2 separate regions of the Homo sapiens genome follow, and region 2 is linked to region 1. A link is an interaction called in ENCODE POLR2A ChIA-PET data of the cell type or tissue named here. Cell type or tissue: Panc1. All regions are shown on one strand.

Region 1 (8,000 bases):
TAAAGACAAAGAGGCGCCCACTGGATCAGGAAACATGGAGGTCCCTGGGGCCCTTGACAAGGCCGTTTCAATCACATGTGAGAGGCAGAGCTGTGATTTAGAGGGTAGAAGAACAAATATGGGGCATGGGGGCACGTGCCTGTAGTCCCAGCTACTCGGGAGGCTGAGGCCGGAGAATCGCTTGAACCCGGGAGGTGGGGGTTGCAGTAAGCTGAAATCGTGCCACTGCACTCCAGCCTGGGTGACAGAGCAAGACTCTGTCTCAAAAATAAATAAATAAATAAATAAAATTTTAAAAAAAGAACAAATATGGCAGGGAGTGACTGAGCAGAGGCAGCATGTATGAGAAAACCTTTTGGGTGACATTTGGCTACTAAAGGTAAAAAGGAGGGGTTAGGCTCAAGGAAAGTCTCTCTCTTTTTTAATGAGATATACCTACTGTTTGTCTTCATCAGTGGTGCGTTGGTAAATGCTTAACAATGGGCGCTCAGAGGGAAAGCTCTGTTGTGTAGCATTAGCCAGTCTCTGCAGTGTAAATACTCTCACGGGGTATGTAATTTCAAGCTATACATGTGAAATCACTGGATGTGGACTTGGGAAGAGATGCTCAGAATCGGCTCCTGCAAGCCAGTACCACCTGGCTCCAGCACAGCTCTGCTGTTGATGTTTGCATTTTAGGGGCATCATCTGGTGGAGAGCAAGGGATCTGCAATACAGGGCATAGAGCCCTTGCAAAGGATAGAGTGGAAGGGATTCAGAGGACAAGAGAGAGTAGGAACATTCCTCCATTGTAATAGGAGATAAAAGGAAACAGGTGCAAATGTAAATGTTGACAGAATTCCCATCCGTCCTTTTTCTTCATAAAGAAAGAGTCAAGATCATCAGCTAAGAGAGGCAGGGGCTCAGAAATTTAAGCTTAATAGAAAACATTTGCAATCTTTATTACACATGGTGGGACATTGAATTGGATTTTTATTTTACAAGTATGGTACAATTTTCATAATGAAACTCTAAGCTATTTGAGGGCAGAGACTGTCTGATATTCTCATTTGTATTCTTTGCATCGCCTCACACTGTATTATACACATGATTAGGATCAAGAAATTCTTATTCATTGACTGACCTTGAAATCTGGGGTTAAGATCTTTTTCTGGGATGAAACCGACATATTTTATAAACTCACCACTCCCTGAGCACTCATTATTAGACTTCAATAATATAATCTCCATGGTGAAAATAAACATAAAAATTGAACTTAACGGCAGGGCGCAGTGGCTCACACCTGTAATCCCAGCACTTTGAGACGCCAAGGCGAGCGGATCACGAGGTCAGGAGATCGAGACCATCCTGGCTAACACGGTGAAACCCCGTCTCTACTAAAAATACAAAAAAATTAGCCAGGCGTGGTGGCAGTCGCCTGTAGTCCCAGCTATTCGGGAGGCTGAGGCAGGAGAATGGCGTGAACCTGGGAGGCGGAGCTTGCAGTGAGCTGAGATCATGCCACTGCACTCCAGCCTGGATGACAGAGTGAAACTCCGTCTCAAAAAAAGAAAAAAAAAATCGAACTTAACTACCAATTTGGGATTTCTTAAAAGAGCTTCCTCAGCATTCCAAATTCACTCTTGGGTGGTAACCTGTACCCTACTACTTTGCATTCTAGCTTAGTGGTACAGAAACCCTTTAAACAATTTTTTTTCCCTACTCCATGGCTGAATTCTTATGCCACAGCTTCCCTCATTTTGCAGGGGAAGAAGGATCTCACTGACCTAAGCCCCAACTTCACCTTTGCTACTTCTGCTTGTCATCACCCAGATACCATAGCCCCCTCATAACACACAGAAGCCTTTCCACTTTACTGTCTGTCCTCACTCTGCCCACTTCTTTAATATGCATGAAGGGCGGGACTTTATGTGCTGGGCGAGTCTGAGGGGCTCTGCCCTAGGATTCCAGAGAACACCCATCACCCCACTGCCACCACCCTGAGAATATACCATTGCTCCCTCCTTTATAGTTGCTGTCTTTTTGTATTTCATATCCAATAGACTATATTCTTTTCATATTTCTGTAGACTTTTTATCATCCTCAATCATTCATCCAACAAATATTGTCTTTTTGTGCTAGGCTTTGTGGGGAATACAAAAATAAGAGAGACTTACCTTTTCTTGTCTCCCACACAAAGACCATAGCCCAAACTCTTCATGCCTCTTTGAAGCATATGTAGCAGATGTCTGTGAAGCACCTACTGTGTGTGCCAAGGCCTGTAACACTCATTTTATGTGTATTATCTGATTGGTCCCTAAAAGCTGGTCCATGAGCCAGTACATTTTATATGGTCTTTTTTTCTGGTCTGCAACGTATTAGAAATAAATGTTGCAAAAAGCCAAATATACCCATTTTAAAAAACTGTTTCATGTTCCAAAATTATGTCATTTCTACTTTTATTAATAACATAATGCCTGTTTATTATATAAGAGTGGCAGATTTGATCTGGCATGTTTGATTTTCTTTTTTACATTCTTAGTTGGTAAAATGAAGGCAATCTTAATGTGGGTTTCCAGTGTTAGTAAGAACCCTTTGATTGCAAGTAATACAGAACCCGACAAACTGGCACACAGAACTGAATTCAGGTAGAGGACCTTCAAGCAGAATTAGATCTTGAAGTTCATGATGCTCCTGGAGCTCTGGCTCCTTTTTGAGGATATTTTCTCCACTTATTTGCCCATCTCTTTTGTGACAACTTTAACCCCAGGCTGGGTTCTCACTGTAGTAAAAGAGCTGCAGCCAATCCAAGCCTCAAATAAGTCCACTACGCTGCTCAGAGAAGGTGAAAGGGCTTTTGTTGCTGCGCACCAAGCAAAAGTCACGAGGTTTACTTCAGTGACACCAGCTGGGTCCCCTGTCCACGCACAAACAAATCACTGTGGCCATGGGAACTCTGCAGGATGGAATGTCCTCCCCTGGGAAGAACATGGGAGAGAGGCAGACATTCTTTCCAGTTGAAGCAGGGAGGTAACTGACAACACCCACAATAGCTAACAGAAAGTTGGAGGTGCCAGAAGCCTTCGAGTGCTTTACATAGATGATCTAATTTAATTCCCACAGACACAAGAAGAGGGAGATTTTATTAGGAACCCATTTCCCAGGGGAGGACACTGAGGCTTGCGGATGAAAGGTAACTTGTGTAAAATCGTAGGGTTGAGAAGACTAGAATTGTCAGGGCTCAGAAACCAATGCTTTAAATTATGGTGCTTTGACATGCTGAGGTGAGGAAGGTCTCTCTGACCTCCCCCATTCCTGTCTCTCAATCCTCCGTCTCTCCCAAAGCACTGAATGAAGTTCTCTGAAGTTCCCCTATCTGCCTAAAGCCCAGACCTGGCAAAGAATAAAACAATTACCTCTCGTCCCTTCCCTGAGTTTTCAACTGACCTCATATGCAGGAAGAAAGACTGAAGTCTGTCAACACACCTGGATGGACTTTTGTTACAAACCATTGTCTGGGCTGGAGGCCCAAAGACTCTGTTCCAGGCCACTGTATGTTCTTCAAGTTCATTTAATTCCCCTAAAAATCACTTACTACCCCCTTAAAATCATCCGTATTTCCCCATTACTCTTTCCCTAGGAAGTAATGTATATAATGTGAACCCAAAATACCTGAGACAGGTTCCAGTCAATTTAGAAAGTTTGTTTTGCCAAGGTTAAGGACAAGCCCATGACACAGCCTCGGGAGGTCCTGATGACACATGCCTAAGGTGGTTGGGGTACAGCTTTGCTTTTATACATTTTAGGGAGATGAGACATCAATCAATATGTGTAAAATGTACATTGGTTTGCTCCAGTAAGGCAGGACAACTCAAAGTGGGGACTTCCAGGTTAGAAGTAGATAAAAGACAAAAGGCTGCCTTCTTTTTTTGTTTGTTTGTTTTGTTTTGTTTTGAGACAGAGTCTCACTCTGTCACCAGGCTGGAGTGCAGTGGTGCGATCTCAGCTCACTCCAATCTCCGTCTCCCAGGTTCAAGCGATTCCCCTGCCTCAGCATCCCAAGTAGCTGGGACTACAGGTGCCCGTCACCACACCCAGCTGATTTTTTTTGTTTTGTTTTGTTTTTGTATTTTAGTAGAGACGGGGTTTTACCATGTTGGCCAGGCTGGTCTCAATCTCCTGACCTCGTGATCTGCCTGCCTCGGCCTCCCAAAGTGCTGGGATTACAGGAGTGAGCCGCAGCGCCTGGCCAAAAGGTTGCATTCTTTTGAGTTCTTGATCAGCCTTCCACTAAATACACAATTTAGCCTGGCTTGGTGAATCTGCCTTTTTACATAAACAATATAGCAGAGGAAGCAATCAGATATGCATTCATCTCAGGCGAGACTCAGAGGGATGATTTTGAGTTCTGTCTGTCCGTTGTCCACAAGGAATTTCCCTTTAGGCAAATTGTGAGGGTTATCTGTAGCTTCTTATCTCTGTAGCTATCCGATTTAGGAATAAAATAGGAGACAGATTTGCCTGGCATAGTTTCCAGGTTGATTTTTCCCTTGGATTAATGATTTTGGTCCCAAGATTTATTTTTCTTTCACAATAAGCATCTGTACCACTTTGGAATATTGGATAATCACTCTATGATTTCCTTCTTATGCATGTTAATAAGTGCATATGCCTTTGCTCCTATTAACCTGCCCCTTGCAGGCTGATTTTCTGTGATCTTTCAGAAGGTGAAGGAGAGTTTTCCACTGACCCCTATAGAATCCAACTGCATCTACCCCAGAGCTCTTGCTCTTGCCTACCATCCTGCTTTCTATACTGCTTCTAGGCTGGTGCATCTGCAGCTGTTTTGTCACTAGAAGAAGACAGCTTGCCTAAGAACAAAATCAATCAAGCCAAAGCCAAAAAGCAAGAGAGAAGAGAAATCAAGTCCTGACCATTTCATCTGAACTCATAGATTGAACCATGCATGAAGCTAAAACTACCTCTACATGAAGCTAAAACCATTCATGAAACTAAACCGTGCACACATGAAACTATGTATAAGGCTTATTACACATGAAGCTAAAACCATCTCTGGACTAAAACATATAAGGCAATAAATTTTTTGTTTCTGCAAGTTTAAGCTTTCTATTATTTGCAAGAGAAAAAACATACAGTTAAGAAATACAAATATTTCAGAATAGCACTTTAGAAATTCTACACCAAATATATTGCAGGAACCAATATTACATGGATCAGGATGGCTAACCTATATAATGTGATCTTTTTTAACATTATCTAACATATGCTGCAAATAAAATATTTTTTAAAAAGAACAAAAATATTATAAACAGCATAATCAACCAGCATGTACAAGTTATCATTGAAGCTTCATTCCCCGTATCTTAGGGATGCTTTTATATTTTGGTAAAGGATGCTCAGCAGCCAGATATGTAAGGCAATATGATTCCGTCATGCTAGTAAATCAGAGCAAAGATCAGCATTCCTTGTTAGAATGTGATGTTTCTAAAGAGAGATCATCTCCTTGAAAGAACCATGCAATGCTAATGTTCATACAGAAATGCAAGAGCCTGGACGTGATTGCTATGACAAAAAGACTCTCACTTCAAGATGATGTGGGATCTCTCAGTGGGGCACCAGGGGTGTGTACACACGAGAAAATGAAAACAAAATGATTCATACTAAAACCAGTCAATGGGATGCAGATCTATTCATTTTAAGCTAGGGTCCAGAATTTCTAACAGTCCTGGTCTTGCTCTGAATTGTGGACTAACTATGATGTCACAGTCTCTCCCCTAAACTCCTCTTCCTTTCTAACCTGCCATCTATACCCCCAGGGTTTCCCCTTACTGCAGCTCCCCTAAGACTGATATGGACACTACAGGAGAGACCAAGATAGGCCACTGGTAAAGAAACCTCAGTCCTGGTCGCATTTGGTCCTGAGTTTATTGTCCTGTGGAGCCGGGATGCTGAATTGATATTCTGATGTATGGGGGCAGGGAAATTATGCATGCGGGAACTATAGTAATTATGTTAATTGAGGAGACCTCTTTGTTGTGGGATTTCCAGAGCAAGAAGCAGCTTGTGTCAGAGATTTACAGTAGAAGTCCTAAAAATAAGACCCCCAGGTGTGCCCCAGGGGGTGAAGAAAGAGGTAGCTGAGAGGTTAATGTGGGAACAAAGAAAATGTACTGGAATCAAGCATTAACAAGCTACAACATAAGGTCCAAGACTGTGAATCTCATGAATAAGGAGGAGGGGGTTGAGGGAGGGGAGGCAAGAATGCAAAAAGCTCTGCAAAAAAGCATCATCTCTGGAAATTCATGCGTGAACAAAAACGGTCCAGCCAGAAACTGATTTTAGACGGCTAAGAAAATAAAGGCAGAGCAGTTGCTGATCAGAAAGCAAGTCAACACAAGTCAAGGCAGACGGCACTGAGGGGGTGTTGGTGAGGCCTCTGGTGCTGTGTGTCCAGGCAGGGGATAGACCTCCAGATTCGAACAGATGCTGTGCCCAGAAGAAGCTGGGGCGCCTAGAGAATGAAGAGTGCGCTCTCTCCCTCTCTCAGTGGTACCCCTCGAATGGCCCACACGAGAAACCTAAGAAGGCTCTGTTAAACCTAGGAACACAGCCAGCTGAGGCATTTCTCCAGACTCCTTCAGGCCAAGGGAAGAAACTGTTCTATTTTATTTTTTCTCTGCCGTGTGTTCTTTTGCTACGTAAAATGGAGGCAAAACAGAGAGGAAATGGGACTACTGGTTTACCCAAATTAACCTATAGCTGAAAAGACATCTTCTCCTGACCCAGAAATGAGGAATCACTTTTTTTTTATTTCCAAAATCAACCCTTCTTTCTGTATAGGAACTTCTCCTTGTGTCTCACAACCGTCAAGGTATAATCTGTTTCTGAAGGTAAAATAAACAAATGAACGAAAACACTCTGTATGAATGGAATTGCCACCTCCAACTTCATTCATCTCTGGTTTTCTGCCTCCTTTTATGGCCATGTGTCTGCAGTGAGCAGGTCATATCCACTCCCACCTTTTTCTCGCCATCTCTTTCTCCTTTATCCTGAGGATCATGACTCCCACCCTCACCTCTTTATTGAAACTGCTTCAAGATGCCTCTGATCCCCTTATTAAATGCAGTCAGTGTCTTTCCGTGGGTCCATATTCTTCTTCACTATCCTGTAGCAATCAAAAGTGTTATCTGTGATCCCCAGTCCTCAGAACCAAGTTTCTTTGGCGTCAGCGATCCATTGGGGCTGTAGTTCTCTAACTACTTAGCAACTCTCTAAGTTATTGGTAATGGCTTTCACCTGGCATCCACATCAGAATACCCTGGGGGCTTGTTATAAGGCAGATTGCTAGGCCCCAGCCCTACAGTTTTGAGTCAACAGATCTGGGTGGACCAGCTCAGAAATTGCAAATCAAACAAATTTTCAAGTGATGCTGTTGTATCTGGTCCAGGGACCACTCTTCAAGCACCACTGCTCAAATAGCTGTCAGCATAGGGAGTGCATTAAAGTTGTCTGGGGCTGAGCCATATTTTAAAATATGCCTGGCCCCAGTACAGACCAATTAAGTGAGAATCTCTGGGATGGGGCCTGGGCTGTCCCTGTGGTTCTGACATGAAGTCAGTGTTGACAGTCTGCATTTGGCTCCTTCCTTAGTTCCACTTGGTCATGCAAACTTCTATGGTGGCCAGCGTCAGACTCAGTCCCTCTTATCTTCGCCCTTCAAGCTTGGTATTCTCTCCCTCCCAGCAGGATATTATAAGGCCTGACCTAACACAGTGGCTATGGAAAAAGAGACAAGGTCAGCTTTAAAAGGTATTTGGAACCCGGAAGTAACTCTACTTAGTGGCCAATCAAATAAGAGCACTGAAAGAGAAAAATAATTCACTTATTTAGTAGTAGCTACAGAAATAATATTTGCACTTTTCTCAAATACTGGAAAGACCGCAATCAACATCCACCCAATAATCTTCACAAATATCATGCCAAGACCTGTGTCCACCAGC
Region 2 (8,000 bases), 54 kb before region 1:
TTCCAACATGGAGACTTTTTCTCTCTTGTGCTTTTCTATGTTCTCCAAATTGTTTATGATTTTAAAAAACTTAACTTTTTAAAAAGAGTCAACCTTTGGAAACACTGAAAGTGTCCTATAATTCAATGTCAGCACCTATCTGTTTCCTGTTTCCTCTAATTCATCTTATTTCCCCTAAACAGTAATGCTATGGGGCGGGGTGGCGGGTGGGGATAAGCCATCTACTACTTTTTTTCCTCGTTGTTTTGTTGTTAATACTCCTTCAGTATTGCTCTTTGTTCACTGAAATATGAAACAGTGGCTGAAATAGATCCAGCATCTTGCCAGTTACTAGAACCAAGAATGAGAGCAAACAATCACATGGTGTTTCCTGAGTTCCGGGAACTGTTCTAATAATGCACGTGTGTGTGTGTGCACGCGTGTGTGTGTGTATTTAAATTCTCACACAACAGCTCCATGAGATAGATCTTAATATCATGCCCCTTTTATGAATGAAGAAACTGAGAAGCCAAGTGACCTACCCAAAGTCACACAGCAAGTGCGTGTCCAAGCCTGGATTCAAGCACAGTCAGTGGCCCCAGAAGCTGTGCCCATCATCACCATGAGATGCCACTTCTACAAGGATGCAAGATGCACACAGTATGGCTCTTGTGTTTTCCATTCTTTGCCATTGCGCTATTTCAACCGAGGTCTGGGTTAAGTAAGAATTTTTGGGCTGACTTTGATCCTTAACTGCCATTTATAATATTACTTCTATAGAAAGAAATCACTACCCATTCTAAGCAACTGACCTTCAAATGAAATTTCTGAAAAGTCTATTTATAAGTTGGGGTCTGCCTGTTTATCTCCCAAGGAGATTAATGCCAAGGGAAAGACATGTGTTTCCATCCAAAAGAAATGTCTGGAAATTATTTGGCCTTTGGATCACCTCAGGCCATCCATCTTTAGCCAGGAGTTTACTCTGAAGACTCTTCATCAAGTGCTTAAACCATGAATAAAGACTCTTCGGAATGCTAACATCAAGTCACAGACATGGTTTTGGAAGCCCTAGAATTTTCAAATGGGCACACACATACTTCTGGGAAAAGAGTCCTTCTTGGCCACTTGGCACTCTTGAAGAGAAGGCAGAAAAGCATGAAAGCCGAGCATTTCCTGATCCTTTCAGAAGTAGATGAATGTTCAATGAAGATAAAATATTCTAGAAGAGAGAAAAGGCTGAAGGGCAGGAGAGATTTAAGCTGGCATAATTTTCATTGTTCCTAAATATATTCTAATATATGCTTGGATTTGCCTGCCAGAAGTAGACCACATAATCAACAGGTTGCAAAAAATTGCTTACTGAGCTATTTCAATCCAATTTCTAATAGCAATAGACAGAATACAATTTTGCTCCATTTCCCTTTCCAAAAGGTAAAGCTGTCAGAGAAGTTTACGTAAAAGCAATACAGCAATATCATACTGTATCCTTAGAAAAATGCATATTTGTACACATTTTCTCCTTCATCAGCAAGAGAAAATTGGGAGACTCAGAGGTAACAGGAGAAATCTCCCTAGCTGAGAATTAAATCAGGAAAACTAAAGATACAGTTTAAAAGCTTTTTATACAAAACCATCTCATTTGGAAAACCAAAACAAGCAACCATTCCCAAATTGCAAGGACATGAACCATGTTGTCACAAACTGGAAATTGTACAAGATTAGGAAATAACAAAATCTAATCTCATGGAAAAAGAAATCATAGTCATCTGAAGTTCCACAAAGAATGCTGTCCAGCTTTATTACTCTAAGGAAAAATTCTGAGTAGAAAGTAGTGACATTTTCTGGTCATGGCGATAAAGCTCCTTTACATGTGGTATACATTCAGTGAGTGTTTGAAAACAGATCCTATTATAGGCACATACTTTTGATACATGTGTTTAACACTGATTTAGTTTTTACACATAGCAGACTTGTATTACATCTGGTTCTCAAAGTTGAGAGATTCATAAATAATCTGCATATTGCGTTGTTGGTTCCTTTTGCTCTGTTTGATGAAAAGAAAGCGTGTTTTTACAAGGAGAAAAAGACTTTTTAATCATTCATCAGCTCTGTTAATAAGCACTCTAAATCCTAGAATGTGGGCTTAGATTTCCTGAAGACTTTAATGGCATAATATTTTACAATTATTCTTCACTAAGGTGTCATTTTATTGTATTGACATTTTTTTTTTGTTTCCATGTTTACGTCCAAAGATACTGATAACAGACTAGAACTATAGAACTGCACTTTCCAAGGTAATAGCCCCTGGACACAGATGGCTATTAAGCCCCAGAAATGTGGCTGGTCTGAATTCAAATACACTAGGAGAATAAAATACACACTAGATTTGAAGACTTAGTACAAAAAAAGAAGAATGCAAATCATCAACATCATAATTTTTATATCATTGACATGTTGAAATGATACTCTTTTGGATATACAGTAACATAGAAAATATATTTTTAAAATTCATGTTATCCATTCTCTATTCTCGGTCCTGTCCCCTGCCCCAGCAGGCTGACCTCTGAGGACTGAGTCCCCCAGGCTTCCTTGATGGCAGGTTCCTGGTTGAGTTCAGCCAATGGGTGGCCCTGGCAGAAGATCTGAGTGTGAGAAAAAGGAGCAGGCAAGGCAAGCCTTTACTCTTCTCCCCTCCCTACCTTAGGTCCATGTTTCTTAGAGAAGCTGGGCGTCACGGTGACAACAGCTCTAACTTGGTGGCTCCTGCTCCGGGACTCCACCTTCCCTGGGCTCTGAAAACACAGTGTCCTGCTTCATCACTTAGGGAAGTAACACTTCCCACTGTTACTATTCTCTGGGTGCCTTGTCACCCTTGGTTGGTTTCCTTAGCCCTGCCACTCTTTAGTTCATCCCTGTATTAAAACCTATTAATGCATTAGGCTTTTATGCATTAATAGGTGCATTTGAAGCACCTGGGGTGAATTCTGCCCCCTGCTGGGACCCTGCCTGATACACAAGCCCATTCTTTTCTCCTATATAACAGTAGAAAAAGCCAAGATCCAAGACCCACGAACAAGATATCTTAGATTATGTTAAAATGAGTTTAATGCATTGAAATCAGCATATGTACTCTTTCTTAGTGATCCAGGAGCTCCTTGGTGACACAATAAAGCCAATATGATTTAAACCCTGCCCACAGTGGCCAAGCCACCCTCTCACTTCAAGAATGTGAGCAAATGAGGAAAGTCCACAGAAAACAAAACTGTGCAGCTGAAATAGTGCCCACAGAGCTACAAACACAGTGTTTGAGAGTTTAGAAGAAGAAATGTATGGATGTGGTCTGCATTTCCCACTCAGTCCTGCAATCATTTTTCTAGTGAACAGCAGGAAATGTGAACATTGGCTAGAGCATAAAATCTGGGTATCACGCAAGGTGTTGCAGATCTGTAGTCCTGGCTACTCAGGAGGCTGAGGGGAGAGGACACCCTGAGTCCAGGAATGCAAGGTTGCAGTGAGCAGTGATTGCACCACCGCACTCCAGCCTAGGTGACAGAGTGAGACTTCGTTTCTAAAAACAAAACAAAATACTGGCTAAGGCAGTAGCAGGTGGTCATAATAATAAGTGTAGCTAATGACTATCTAGTATCTCCTATTTGCCTAACATTCTGCTAAATACACAACTATTGCTGTCACTTCTGAACAGTACTTGTCATTTTCCAGGTACTTTTTGTAATAACCACTTTACCTCTATAAGTTATAATAACCACTTTATATATATATATAACCACTTTAACTCTATAAGTTATAAGTAAATTATATAATAGATATATAACCACTTTAACTCTATAAGTTATAAGTAAATTATGTAATATATATATAAAACCACTTTAACTCTGTAAGTTATAAGTAAATTATATATATATATATATAATCACTTTAACTCTATAAGCTATAAGTAACTCATATGATTCTCATAACAACCTTAGAGAAAAATACTATGGTAGTCTCCATTTTACAGATGCAAAACCTGGGGTGCAGATTTTAATCAACTTGCCCAAGGTCCCATAGACAATAACTGCTGGAACTGGAGTTTGAGTGAGGCAGCCCAGCCCCAGAGACTTCATTCATGGCCATTATGCCCTACACCTTCTCGTAGGCTGAGTTAATCTTCACAACACCCCCATGAAGCTCTGAGGAGAGCAGAGGTTCAGAATTGCTTCCCAAACTCAGCCAAGATCATGAGACTAGTCCCCATGACACTATACGGCCTCCCAAATAGACGTGGAAAATGAACTGGGGCCAAACTGTAGAGAGCTTGGATGAATAGTTTAGTGCAAAGATGAATACTGTAGTCAATCTCTCCTTACTCCTTAACTTCGCTCCTCTTCATTGTCCCCCATGCTTCGTGCTCTGGGTAAGCCACCCAATCATTATCTTTGACTCCTTTTCCACATCTCACTCCATTATCTGCCTTCCTCTCTCTAATAGTTTACCTTTCTTCCTCATCTTCCTGCATTCACTTCAACAGTACCAGACATTTCACAATTGGCCAACTGTTATCCACTTTCTCCATCCCTACCTTACATGTGGAAGAATGGAACTAACCCCAACAAGCTTCATCAGCCACCTTTGATTTTCCTAAGCCAATCAGCAGGGCTTATCTACCTATTCACAGGAATTGGTTCAGGGACAGACCTAGCCGACTGCTGGAGCCAGCTCCCAGGGGCTTCAGAGAGTCCACTGCAGGCCCCTCTACCGCACGCTGGGTCCAGGGACATCGCATTGGTAGTTTGAAATCAGCCATGGTGAGAGAGTTTATGCCATAAAAATCAAACGCTGCATGTCAGGGTTTTTTTTTTTTTTTTTTTTTTTCATTTTTACCTCTTTTTCTTTTTTGAGAGAGACAGACAGGGAGAGAGCATTGCTAGACATTCATCTGTACACTACCTGGATGAACAAGACCTAATTTAGGTCCATGAGACGTGAGGAGATATTTAATCAGGGTTTGGAGAAACCATGGAAGAAGAGTCTATTCTTTTGTGTAGGGAGAGTTATAAAGAAATTGGATGTGAGACTACTAAAGCCATTTTGGCCATCAAAGGACCTAACCAGAGGACAGAGTTGACACACAGAGAAGAGATGCTCTGAAAGGATCAAAGAGGTCTGGAGTCAGAGCGCTGAGGGTGTGGACTTCTGAATCCACCCCCAAAGCCCGTATGCCTCTTCACTCTTCAGTTAAATGAGCCAATAAAGTCCCTGTTTTAAAACCAGTTTGAATTGGGATTTTTATGGCCATCAATTGAAAGATGTTGTGGGGATACACAGAGTTATGACTTAGGAGCAAGGCCACCCCTATTGCAGAAGCCCAGGGGCACGATTCACTTTGAAGTCTTTGTAAGGGGGAGTCCTTCCTTGGAGCCGGCAGGGCCCAGCCTGTGCAGCCACATGTGGCAAATGTAATGTTATGCCTAAGAAACAGCCTATTCCCCTCTATCACTCAGCAGGAAGCCCAAATTCCCTGCTAGTACCCCACTGATTCCTTTTATTTCACTGCCGATTTTCATTCATCTCTTATTACCCTGCTGCATGTAAGACACCATTGCCCTATTTTTATTTTTTCACTTCTTCCAACAGCCAACTTTTACTGTTTTTTACCCTTATTCTCTGTCTTCTATAGCCTTTGGGAATTCCTAAAAAGAATAAACAGATTTTTAAAATCCAGGCCAGCTCCATCGATTAATCAAAGTTTTCCCGTCAGTCTTACAAGCATTTATCCTGTTATTTTGCTTTCTGTTCAACCCATGTTGACCAAGCTGGCTCATTCATCATCCGCCAAATATGTCCAACAAGTATGTGTTTCAGCACCTTTGTGTGTGATGTTCTCCTTGCCTTGAATTCCAAGATCCTTTCATCTTCCCATATTGAAATCTCGTTTCCAGCAATTCCCAATTCAAATCCCTCCCCCTTATGATTGTCTTACTCCAATATTATCACAAGAAACAGACTTTTTTCGCCAAAAAAAGCTAAATGTATTTAATAAAAAAAATACAGGGCTAACTCACAGAACCTAAGGCATAAAATGCAGCCAGGTCTCATATGAAATTGGAGTAAGAGAAACCAGAAAATCAGGAATGGAAGTTACTCTGTCCATCTCTGAAGCACCCCGTTCTCACTTGTCTGCTTCTCTATTCATATATGTTTCATTGTTGTTGCTCTCTTCTCATCCGCTCTCTGGATTTTGCATATATCTGGTGGTTTATTTGTTTCATCGATTCCAGAGTCCAGTGGAAACAGAGTAGGTTCTCACTATGTCTCAATTTCAAATGTCTTGGAGGAAAAGCTAATAGCCAAACCAAGCCAATGGGTTGTTTTCCCCTGGGGGTGATGTCCACTCCGTGACAAGTCAACTGTGAAAGAAGGTACATGACTACATGGCACCTTTGACTGTTCCTTCCAGGGACGTGGAAAGATCAGACTCTCTAAAGAGGAGGTGTAAGGGCATGGAAGAAGGGATTGGCATCCCTAATATGGTAATCGTGCCTTACAGAGTGATTCCACATCCCCTACTTCTTACTACACTTATCTAATACTGTTGTAACTTAGATTCATGCCCTACTTTCCCCACTAAGGTACTAGGAACAGAAACTAGTCTATCTGCATCTTATGTAAGGATCACTATTGTAGTTGGATTTTCCAGAAAGCAGACTCCGAGATATAGGTTAGCATGCAGAATATTTATTAAAGAACATCTTTGGTATCAAGTTCTGTAGAAGGAAGGGGAAAAAAGCAGGAATGGTCAGAAGGAAACTGTGAGCAAATTCATGACAATGAAGTCCAAATCCAAATGACAGCCTCAGCCTACCCTATGGGGAGCTCCGGAGCAAACTTAGCATTGTCCTAGTAAGGCTGAGATCACCAGGCCTGCATCCTGCATCTACCAGTCACTGGGTGTGAACTCTACCAGGGATGGGGTCATGTATTTGGGTGAGGGGTCCTTCTGCAGCTGAGGCAATCTGGAAGGGCTAACAGCTGGATGCTGGGTGCTGACAACAAGCTCAGCAGCTGCAGCAATAGGTATTTTAATGAAAGGGGGTCTGGATGGCACACCACAATGATCACAAAGATGACTGCAGCCACCATTGTGCCTTACACAATGCATGTGCTTACACAACTGTTAGCTACTTCAAAGCAGCGGTGGGGGGGGGGAGAATAAGAATAATTGTTAAATGAAAGAGTAGAATTGATTTTTTAAAAAATCCCAAGATTTGAGGCTAGCAATGTATACAAATTCCACATCTGCCTCCTACTTTGACTTTAAACAAGTTACCGAGCTTCTCTGTAACTTCCCTTCACTCCCCTGAGATGATAGCAAATATGCTCCATGCATGTCTGTCCCTAATATTTGTGTGACCCAGAGAAAGAATACAAATGAGGTTCCCACCCCACGTTTGTGTGTAGCTTCTCAACCCACATGCCCAAGTCCTGTTCACGCTCTTTCCCCAGCACGCCTCTTAATAGCAGCTCCTTGGATCACTCTGCCAAACAGACCTGGAAAAGAGGCCCTCGCAGTCTTTGGAAATGGGGTTGAGGCCATTTGCTTAGGGAACCTAATACCCCAGTGTCTGAAGTGGAGTCTAGAAAGAGCAGCACAGCTCTGAGTGCGACTCCCCTGGGCCCCAATTTCTTCACTTCACAAGGAGAAGACTGGGATGCTGAAGTTAAAATAGGTCCCCCAGGCCAGGCGCGGTGGCTCACGCCTGTAATCCCAGCATTTTGGGAGGCCGAGGTAGGCAAATCACCTGAGGTCCAGAGTTCGAGACCAGCCTGGCCAACATGGTGAAACCTCGTCTCTGTTAAAAGTACAAAAATTAGCCGGGCGCCTGTAGTCCCAGCTACTCAGGAGGCTGAGGCAGGAGAATGGAGTGAACCAGAGAGGCGGAGCCTGCAGTGAGCCGAGATCGCACCACTGCACTCCAGCCTGGGCGACAAAGCGAGACTGTGACTCAAAAAACAAAAACAAA

Evidence for each region. Peaks named below come from ENCODE experiments on the same cell type or tissue, not always from the same donor. Only the 100,000 strongest peaks of a DNase experiment are listed, where the experiment ranks them.
Region 2: POLR2A ChIA-PET joins it to region 1 with 17 read pairs; 3 of 35 experiments call an interaction of 5 or more read pairs at or near these places.

What each region holds. Positions count from the first base shown.
Region 1 is chr17:15,080,491-15,088,490 of GRCh38, forward strand. No RefSeq gene overlaps it. Among named protein-coding and RNA genes, the nearest start is that of CDRT8, 22 kb to the right of the region's middle. In Panc1, no CTCF peak of the experiment used is centred here; no DNase peak of the experiment used is centred here.
Region 2 is chr17:15,026,709-15,034,708 of GRCh38, forward strand. CDRT7 (CMT1A duplicated region transcript 7) reads left to right here and starts at 4,267. Exons shown (of 3, transcript NR_033371.1): 1 at 4,267-4,393; 2 at 4,508-4,784; 3 at 4,887-5,249. The region is part of intron 1 of LOC101928475 (a long non-coding RNA gene); the gene reads left to right. In Panc1, no CTCF peak of the experiment used is centred here; no DNase peak of the experiment used is centred here.